Linked DNA regions of Homo sapiens: region 2 is linked to region 1. Evidence: read pairs that join two places in POLR2A ChIA-PET (ENCODE). Cell type or tissue: IMR-90. All regions are shown on one strand. Each heading gives the region's core, and the rest is flanking DNA. Links, peaks and the distances in the headings are about the cores only. Region 1 has its middle 43 kb from the start of LINC03141. Region 2 has its middle 19 kb from the start of CRACR2A.

What was found. Peaks named below come from ENCODE experiments on the same cell type or tissue, not always from the same donor. Only the 100,000 strongest peaks of a DNase experiment are listed, where the experiment ranks them.
Region 2: POLR2A ChIA-PET joins it to region 1 with 5 read pairs; 2 of 35 experiments call an interaction of 5 or more read pairs at or near these places.

Annotation. Positions count from the first base shown.
Region 1 is chr12:3,966,533-3,971,916 of GRCh38, reverse strand. No RefSeq gene overlaps it. Among named protein-coding and RNA genes, the nearest start is that of LINC03141, 43 kb to the left of the region's middle. In IMR-90, for the core only: no CTCF peak of the experiment used is centred there; no DNase peak of the experiment used is centred there.
Region 2 is chr12:3,768,967-3,774,350 of GRCh38, reverse strand. No RefSeq gene overlaps it. Among named protein-coding and RNA genes, the nearest start is that of CRACR2A, 19 kb to the right of the region's middle. In IMR-90, for the core only: no CTCF peak of the experiment used is centred there; a DNase peak (open chromatin) is centred at 3,250.

The DNA.
Region 1 (5,384 bases), core at 58-5,057:
CAAGATCACACCACTGCACTCCAGCCTGGTGACAGAGCGAGACTCCATCTCAAAAAATAAAAAATAAAAATAAAAATCAGCTCATTCATTGCATCATCTGAGCACACCATCCCTTACAGTGATTCTCCCCATTATGTAACCTTACGGCACCATCGATCTCTTCCGCAGAATACGTGCCAAAGTTGTAATGGTGCATTTAGTTGTGTGATTCTTGTATTTACTTTAAAAAAAAAAAAAACCATTTATTATGGAAATTTTCAAACATTTGCAAAAGTAGGGTAAATAGTAAAAATAACTCCATGTGTCCATTGCCCAGTTTTAACAACTATCTACTCATGACTAATCTTATTGATTCATTGTCTTTTATAAATTTTCTAGACAGTGTTTTTTTTTTCTCACCACTTTGTCCCTGGCCTGACTCATATAAGGCACACATCCTTTGAAAGAATGACAGACTGAATGGATGAATGATATGCTGTGCATTACGCAAAAGGACAGCGCAGGCTGCCGAGAACATAGATGATGTGTTGGTTAGCTGGGGCTACCACAATAAAATACCATTGATTGGGTGGCTTATACAACAGACGTTTATTTCTCACAGTTTTGGAGCCTAGAAGTCCAAGATCAAGGTGCCAGCAGTGTCAGGGTCTGGTGAGGCTTCTCTCCTTGGGTTACAGGCAGCCAACTCCTCATTGTATCCTCACATGAAGGGTGGAGAGAAGGAGAAAGCTCGCTGGTGTCTCTTCCTTTAAGGGCACTAATCCTATCCTGAGGCCCCACCTTCATGACCTCATCTAAACCTAATCATCTCTCAAAGGTCCCATCTCCAAATACAATCACATTGGGAGTCAGGACTTCAACATACGAATTTTGGGGGATGCTATTCAGCTCATATCAGGTGAGCAGCGTCTAGCTTAGAGGGAGGATTCTGCACAAGTCCAGCTATTGCCAGCTTGCTTCCCACAGCTTTGTGAGGACAGAGGGGAGAGTACACAGGATGAAGAAGATGGGAGAGGTTGTGGGGGATCCACAAAGCCGGAAGAGGCAATGCAGACTTCCTTAGGTATCCTGGCTGGCAACAGCCCAGTTCGCCTACCTCACTTACTTGGGTTTATTTCAGCAGAATTTTTGCCTTGGCACTCATGGCCTAGAACAGCAATTCCCAAGGAACACTAGTCTAGAGTTCTCCTTCTTGAAAAAAGGAATCGGTGGTCCCTGTGTTTGGGAATGCTATTTACCCTCTTTTTAGGATATTAACTCTAATAACTCTCCCAGTTGTATGTGTTTTTTAAGTTATAATTTTGTCTAAGGCAATTCTTTCCAAGTTTATTTATCATGGATCCCGTTGCCACTAGCATAGATATCATTCACCCCATGGAGAACCAGTGTCTGCAGAATATGTTTGTGGCATATCATAAACACACTTTCCCCTTTACCGGCCGTTTCCAGAAAAGACAAAATTTAAATTTGTCCCTTTTCCTTTTTTTAAGCTTTTAAGAAATTATATAATTAACACATGATCAGTAGAGAAAAAAACAGAATGTAAAAATAGAATAAAAAAGAAAACCGCATTATGATTCCATGACACAGAAATAATACCCTTACCGTTTTCAGTGCTTCTCCTTCTGGACTTTTACAAATGCATAATTACTGTGCATGTTCCTCATAAGATATTTTTAAAAAGAATAATTGAGATTAATTACCACTGACAATGGCAAAACAGTCTTAAAAAGAGAATGCATTCCCTGACAAGAATGGGGTCCTGGCCGGGCGCGGTGGCTCACACCTGTACTCCCAGCACTTTGGGAGGCCAAGGTGGGCGGATCACGAGGTCAAGAGATCAAGACCATCCTGGCAAACACGGTGAAACCCCATCTCTACTAAAAATACAAAAATTAGCTGGGCGTGGTGGCGGGCACCTGTAGTCCCAGGTACTCAGGAGGCTGAGGCAGTAGAATCGCTTGAACCTGGGAGGTAGAGCTTGCAGTAAGCCAAGATCGCGCCACTGCACTCCAGCCTGGCGACAGAGTGAGACTCCGTCTCAAAAAAAAAAAAAAAAAAAAAAAATGGGGTCCTTCCTCAAGAATTCCAATGTGCCTTTTTCACCTTTTGTTTCTTTATTTTATTATGAGTACACTGCCATTGCTTTCCTCTGTTTACCTGACATTCCCCTGGACTGAAGTTAGTCCAATTTGACAGACAGAGAGCTAGTTCAAACACAGAACACAGGGCACTACACTTTTTTTTTTCTTTTTGAGACGGAGTCTCGCTCTGTGGCCAGGCTGGAGTGCAGTGGTGTGATCTCGGTTTACTGCAACTTCCACCTCCCGGGTTCAAGCCATTCTCTTGCCTTAGCCTCCTGAGTAGCTGGGATTACAGGCACCTGCCACAACACCCAGCTAACTTTTGTATTTTTAATAGATACAGGGTTTCACCATGTTGGCCAGAAATGGGTCTCAATCTCTTGACCTCCGATCTGCCTGCCTCGGCCTCCCAAAGTGCTGGGATTACAGACGTGAGTCACTGCACCAGCCGGCACTAAACTTTTAATAACAGTACCACGCAAGGAAAGAATGCAAGCTGCTTCACTTCTTGATATCAAGTGACTTGAAAAGTCCCTGAATAATCTTATAGATGAAGTCGGGCCATGGGGGAAAGGTGGGTGGGAGGAAGGGAGCTAGCAACCTGCCCTAACTATGGTTTTACTTACTCAAGATGAGACCAGGAGATTTAGAAATGAGCTTGAGCTTAGTCTCAAAGACTTGCCTTTGTAGCATGACTAAAACACAGCTCTCCATTCACATGTCCTGCTTTCCCTTCGAAGCTGGGTGACCCTGCCTTTTTGATTTTGCAATGTGTGCCATCTCCTCCCTTCTCTTTTCTGAAAATATTGCACAGCCAAATTTATTTGCATTTGAAATGAAAGGAATTTGGAAGAATTTTGAAAAGAATATCATGACACCTTTTTAATGAACTGGAAGCCTATTTTGAAAGTCTTAAGAATAGCTGGGGCATCTTTCTCTCAGACTTTACATGGTGGCCGATTGATCCCTGGTACCCGTTCTTCAGTCTCCCACAGTGATGTGCATAAACACCTTTGCCATGGCCTGCTGGTGGGCAGCGTGTACTGCCCTGCCCTGGGCTTTGGGTCTGGCATAGGACTTTCTTTGGACAACAATCTGTGAGAAGAAAGGACAAGAGCAAAATTTTCAATATGCTCAGCTGGCGGGTCTTGCCCTCTTGTGCACCCATCCTTTGCTCTGGGATGAATTTTCCCTGGGAAGCCTGTAGCCCCAGCAGGATGAGACATAGAGCAGACCAGAAACCAATCCATAGCTTGCAGCCAAGCCCAGCTGAGCCTACCCTGGGTCAGCCAACCCCTGGATGACCCACTGGTTGATACCTGAGCTAGGAGGAAATGCTTATAGTTGTATGCTGTTGAATGTTGGGGTGGCTGTTCTCATAGCACCATTGTGGTATGGCTAACTGATATGCATAGGATAGTCGCTATATATGGAAACTACGGGATGCTTGATAAAATGGGCAATTAATCAACATTAAACAGTAAACTCGTAGGAGATCTAGGTTGGTGGTAACATTAAGTCTTGCATTTTCCTGGGGCCCAATTGCAAATATTTGGACCCATTTTCTTCTAAGGGACAGTCCCATCCAGGAATAAGTGGATTGAAGAATGTGGATGCCATAACACTGGAAGCTGCCCACTCACCTGGTGTCCTGGGAATTTGCTCAGACTCTCTGTGTTGGTGAAGAAGCCCCACAGAGCACACCCTGATCAGCAGGCAAGCCAATGCAGGCTTTTCCGTGCAGGGGGATCTGCTGTGGCTCACCCACGGCCTCTAACAATTTGGGGAATCTAAAGCATGGGCTGCTTTTCTGGCGGCTCCAACCCGGCTGACACAGCCATCCGGCTAAGGAGATTAAGCAGGCTTTATTTACAGTAGCCTTCTAGTGACAGCAGCATCCACCACACCCAGGTAGAGCCTGGGAAGAATGAAAGTACATTCTTCTCTTGTCACTGGTGAATGCTGGGGCAAAGGCTACATCCACCACAGAGATAATCTAGACAGGTATCCGGGAGGCCTGCCTGGGGACTGTCCCGACACACTGCCAGTCAGCATCGTGGAAAGACTGACACCAGGGCAGGGCCTCAAGCATGATGGTGGTGAGTGCCCGGACAGGGTCTTATGTCCAGGAAGTCCGGCAGCACCTGCACAGGTTTAGCACAGGAAGGGGACGCAATGGCCATTTGCTGCATGAATGAATGGGGACAACCAATGCCTAGCCCCATTGCCTGTGTGTCCCATTGCTTCTCCAGTCTTCATTTCTGGAATAAAAAAAAAATTCAAAAATAATGAGTATTTTATAAACACGAGCATTAATAAAAATGGTTATTATGTTGATAAGCAAGAGCAATACAATACCTCTTAGATGTTGACTTTTCCCTCAAAGTGTTTGAGTGGTCAGAAATAATTTTTTTTTTCTTTTGAGACAGAGTCTCCTCTGTTGCCCAGGCTGGAGTGCAGTGGCACGATCTCGGCTCACTGCAAGCTCTGTCTCCCGGGTTCATACCATTCTCCTGCCCCAGCCTCCCGAGCAGCTGGGATTACAGGAGCCCGCCACTAATTTTTTTTTTTTTTTGTATTTTTAGTAGAGATGGGGTTTCACCGTGTTAGCCAGGATGGTCTCAATCTCCTGACCTCATGATCTGCCCACCTCAGCCTCCCAAAGTGCTGGGATTACAGGCGTGAGCCACCGCGCCCGGCCTAGAAAGAAATTATACTCCCTGTTCTCCCACCGCAAGCCTTGCACTTGGGTGTACACACCCATACACAGGTACGTGCACACACATCTGGAAAGATGGTACGAGATTGTGATAAGAACACAATCTCTGTAGTCAGACCCTTTGGGCTCAGGTCCCAGGTCTGCCATTTATGAACAGGATGACCTTGGACAAGTTACTTCACCTTTCTGAACTGCAATTTTCTTATAGGTAAGATGGGATGATAATAGCCCCCACCTCACAGAGCTTGTTGTGAGGATCAATGAGGATAATGTAAAGTGTCATAAAAAATGGAAAGGGGTACTGCTACCAATAGAGCAGCTGGGAGTTAGGTGAACATGAATATTTTGAGTTTGCTCTGCCCGGGAGTCAGTGAAGACAGGAAAAGAACATGTGTGCATTCCTACTCTGCACAGACAGGGATTGATGGATGATGCTGTCGCTGGAAATATTTCTGTAGAGTAAGTTGCTAAACTTTCAGAGAGAAACCAGTGGGAAGCCAGGGAAGATTTCCTTAAAAGAGATGATTCTGAAGAATACCCGAGATGCCTGAGGTCTCAGTGCTTATCCTCACTTTTTAAAA
Region 2 (5,384 bases), core at 278-5,277, 200 kb after region 1:
CATGCCCAGCTAAGTTTTTTTTTTGTGTGTATTTTTAGTAGAGATGGGGTTTCACTGTGTTAGCCAGGATGGTCTCGATCTCTGACCTCGAGATCCGCCTGCCACGGCCTCCCAAAGTGCTGGGATTACGGGCGTGAGCCACCGTGCCCGGCCCAGTTCATTTGACATTTCTGACTATCACAGGCAGCACCAAACCTCATCCTTTTCCATTGCAGAGCTGTTCCAACTGCTGCCTTTGGATTTATGGAGAAATGACTGCATTTAGCAAAATATGTCTGTTTTTTTTTAATGACAGTCTTAAGTCTGACTGATTATATTTATCCCCATCTCTGTGTTCTTCTTTCTGAAATACACACCTCTCTCTTCTTTTCTTTTCTGCTTCCATTGAAGGACTTTTGGCCCAAGTGGGTGTTTGTATTCATTGCACCAGCCAGCCCAAGTAGTCTAGGGAAGGAAAAGCTGATAAAGATTTTGCATATTTGTCAGCCTTCTCAAGGTCTTCCGACAGTCTGCCGGGGGCTTCATTGTTCCTTCATGGGGTATTACTTAAGAATCTTTGTCTATACAGCGGAGTAAGCAGTGATGAGACAGATCCTAATGCAGCACAGGTGCACACCCCCTGTTTGTCTATCGTTGTGCTAACAGCAGAACCAGCCCACCCAGTATTTAAAACACTAAGCAGAACCACCCATCTGAAGGGACCATGCATTGTACAAAAAGCTGTCCTCATTCTCTAAGCTTCCAAAGAAACTGCCTTCTAAGCAAGGCACGCCCTTGGCACCTCTGCAGGTGGACAGATCTTTCCCCCATAACCCATACATAGCTCTGGCCACCCAGGACACCAAAAGAGAGAGTTCATTTTCTGTTCACAGCCCCTAAACTTTAGTCTCAGGACAGAATGGGGCCCAAAGGTCATGCAGTACAACCATTTATATTCTTGTGATCACACTGGAAGGTTCTCCATGTGTAACTTATGGATCTTGCCAAGATAGAGCCTGAGTCTGTGTCCCTATTATTTAAATGCCTTTTGAGTCAAGGAAAGGTTAACACTGGCTGTCTGGAGATAAGTCCAAGTTATAACTGGCATTCAGTGTCTACATAATTTACTCCAGCATGTATTTATAGACTTATCTGCTTCTGCTTCTCAATCCAATTTCTGTATTTTAGCAAAATAATATTATTTTTCTCTCAAATTCACCTTGTGCGTTTCCATTTCTAAAAACTTCTTTCTCCAGGCACATGTTATTTCCTTCCATCTATATTTCTCACATTCCTGCAATCTGTCAATCAAAATTATATCCATCCCTAAGATCTGATTCAAATCACGCCTTCTCCAGAAAGGCTTTCCTGATCGTTCTAGCTAAAAGGCCTCTCTCCTTCCTCGAAACTCTGATATCTCAGTTTGTCTGTCTGTTATCACCTTACCTTATAGCTTAGTTATTGTATACTCACCTTCCCTACCTCCTGCTTTAGTTAGACTGTAAACTCTCTGAGGACAGGGTCATTCTTTTTAATCTCTGTATCCCCCACAGCCTCTAAGACAGCCTTTTGCACTTAATAGGAGCTCAACAAACATCTGTTGGGAAATGAATGAGAATCACATAATGAGTAGTTAAGGAAACATGAAATGAGTAGTTAAGGAATTTTAGAATCCTGAAAAACTCAGCTGGTGACTGGGTCCCGAGTAAAAGAGAAGAGCATGAGCAGGAAGTGAGCTGGTTTGATCCCTCTTTGGAGGCAGCCAGCTGCAGCCCCAAAGAAATCTATTTCGTTTAAAAAAACAAAAACAGCAAACAAAGTTGGCAGAGGAAGTGATGACGTCAACATTCCGTTTCTGCACAGATGTATCACTCAATTAAACTCAATAGCTCAAACACCAAATTACTACATCTTCACCCCTCATCCTCCACCTAGCTTTCTCAAAACACACACACTCATGCCTAGGGGACAGACAGCAAATATGTTTTAGAATTTTGGTAGGTATTCTTGGTAGGGCAGAAAGTGTCATCCAGAATTCTCTCCTCAGGTACTATATGCTGGGAAAATGGGGATAGCAATATGTGTGTGCAGTGTTTCAGTTCTTTTTTGGTAAAGGCCAAGATTGTAGATAAAAATTCATTTTAGTTGGATTTCTGCCATTACTGGTATCAAAAATAACTCCATTTTAGTGATGCTGAAAAGTACTGAGCAGGTGGCTGGAAACCTGGCACACTGTCCCAGAGATCCTGGCAGCAAACTCTGAGAGTGCACAGGGACATTGGATAGCTAGACAGGGCATGGCCCGAGCAGGGTTGGCTTTGACTGGGGCTACATGCAATCAGTGTAGGTCAGAAGGAAGGAGAGAAAATTTATGTCACAACAAGATGTCACCTACACAGTTGAGGAGCTGGTCATTGCATGTCCAGAGTTCACACCTCCATTGCTGAGTCAGTATTGAGAGTCAGGTTGCTTTGTTTTGTCTTGTTTTTGTGTGTTTTTTTTTGTTTTCACAGCCTTTTTGAGGTGTCATTTATATACCTTATACCCATTGCAAGTATACAACTTAATGATTTTTAATAAAGGTATAGAGTTGTATGACCATCATCACAATCCAGTTTTATTACATTGTCATAATCCTAAACATTTTATTAAGCTCATTTGCAGCCCAAACCAACTTCTACCCCACCTCCCCAGGATAATCATTAATCTGCTTTCTGTCTCTATAATTTGCCTCTTCTGGACACTTACTATAAACGAAATCATCTAATATATACTCTTTGCATCTCTCTTCCTTTTTTTTTTTTGAGACAGAGTTTCGCTCTGTCGCCCAGGCTGCAGTGCAGTGGCACGATCTCGGCTCACTGCAAGCCCCACCTCCTGGATTTACACCATTCTCCTGCCTCAGCCTCCAGAGTAGCTGGGACTGCAGGCGCCCGCCACCACGCCTGGCTAATTTTTTGGTATTTTTTTTTAGTAGAGACTGGGTTCACCGTGTTAGCCAGGATGGTCTTGATCTCATGACCTCGTGATCCGCCTGCCTCAGCCTCCCAAAGTGCTGAGATTACAGGCGTGAGCCACTGCGCCTGGCCTACATCTGTCTTTTTTAGGCATACTTTTTATTAGGTTCATTCATGTTGTAATATGTACCAGTATTTTACTCCTTCGTATTGCTGAGTAGTATTCCATTGAATGAGTATACCATATTGGGTTTATCCACTCACCAACTGGTAGACATTTGGATTTTTTCCAGGTTTTGGCTAGTACAAATAATGCTGCTATGCACATTCAATTATGAGTCATTGTATGGAGATGTTTTCATTTCTCTTGGATAGATTCCTCAGAGTGAAGCCACTGAGTCTTGGGTAAGTTTTTGTTTAACTTAAGAAAGAACCAAAGAATTTTCCAAAGTAGCTGTACCATTTTCATTTCTTCCAGGAACATGCAAGCATTCCAGTTTCTCCACACCCTCACTAATACTTAGTATTACCTGTCTTTGAATATAGCACTCTACTGAGCATATAAGAGTATCACATTATGTTTTTTTTTTTGAGATAGAGTCTCGTTCTGTCCCCCAGGCTGGAGTGCAGTGGTGCGATCTCAGCTCACTGCAAGCTCCGCCTCCCGGGCTCATGCCATTCTCCTGCCTTAGCCTCCCGAGTAGCTGGGACTACAGGCACCTGCCACCACACCCGGCTAATTTTTTGTATTTTTAGTAGAGACGGGGTTTCACCATGTTAGCCAGGATGGTCTCGATCTCCTGACCTCATGATCCACCTGCCTTGACCTCCCAAAGTGCTGGGATTACAGGCGTGAGCCACCGCGCCCAACCCACATTATGATTTTAGTTTGCATTTCCTTATGACTAATGATGCTGGGTGCCTTTTCATGTGTTTATTTGCTATTAATATGTCTTCTTTGGTGAAATATTTATTCAAGTCTTCTATCATTTTTTAATCAGTTGTAATTAAAATTACTATAATTACTGAATTGTAAAGCTACCTTTTATATTCTGGATACTAGACCTTTATTAGATATATGTTTTGCAAATATTTCATCCCAGTTTGTGCTGGTCTTTTAATTTTATTAGGGTTATTTTTTGAAGCACAAAGGTTTTTAAATTTAATAAGGTGCAATTTACCAATTGTTTCTTTTATGGATCCTTCTGGAGTCATAAAGATTTGCAGAAGATTTCTCAAAAATATTTTTCTCCTATATTTTCATTTAAAAGTTTTATAGTTGTAGCTCTTCTACTTAAGACTGTGACCCCTTTGAGTTTAAGGAGAATGTAAGAGAAGGGTCTAAGTTCATTTTATTTCATATAGATATCCCTACCCAAGCCCCTACTGTGGAACAGACTATCCTTTCCAAATCGAATTGTCTTGTCCTTCATTAAAAATCAATGGACCATAAATGTAAGCTTTTGTTTCTGGATTCTAAATTCCATTTAAAAAATCTGTATGCTTGTCTTTATGCCAATACCACATTGCCTTTATTACAGAATAAGTTTTGGGCATTGCAAATCATCCAACTTTTTTCGCCTTTTATAAAATTGTCTTGGCTATTCTAGGTCTTTTGCATTTTCGTATAAATTTTAGGATCAACTTGTCAATTTCTACCAGAAATCCTGATGGGATTCTACTATGTTGATTCTATGGATCAATTTAAGGAGAAGTGATATCTTAACAATGTTGCATCTTCCAGTCCAGAAACATTTCATCTTCATTTATAAAGATCTCAGTTTGGACTTAGTTTGCTATTCTTTTTCTTTTTCTAGTTTCCTATAGTGGAAACTTAGGTTGTTGGTTTTAGATCTTCTCCTTTTCTAATACATTCATTCAATGCTATAAATTTCTCTCTAAGCACTAGTTTCACTGCCTCCCACAAATTTTTATGTTTTATTTAATTTTCACTTAGTTCACACTATTTTTAAATTTCTATTGAACTTCTTTGGCCCATGTATTTTTTAGAAACATATTTTGAGATTTTCTAGCTGTCTTATGTTATTGATTCCTCATTTAACTCCATTGTGGTGAGAACATACTTTGAATGATTTCTATTCTTCTAAATTTGTTAAGGTTTGCTTAATGGCCTGGAATGTGGTCTATCTTGTTGAATGTTCATGTGAGCTTGATAGGAATGTGTACTTTACTTTTGTTGGATGAAACATTCTATAAATCTCTATTAGATCCAGTTGTTTAGTGCTGCTATCCGGTTCAACTCTATGCTTATTGATTTTCTGCCTGCTGAATCTATCAGTCAGTCACTGAAAGAGGATGTTGAAATCTCCAGCTATGTTAGTGGATTTGTCTGTTTCTCCTTGCAGTTCCATCAGTTTTTGCCTCACACATTTTGACTCTCTCTTGTTAGACGCATACGTGTCAAGTATGGTAGTCCTCTTTGAGAAC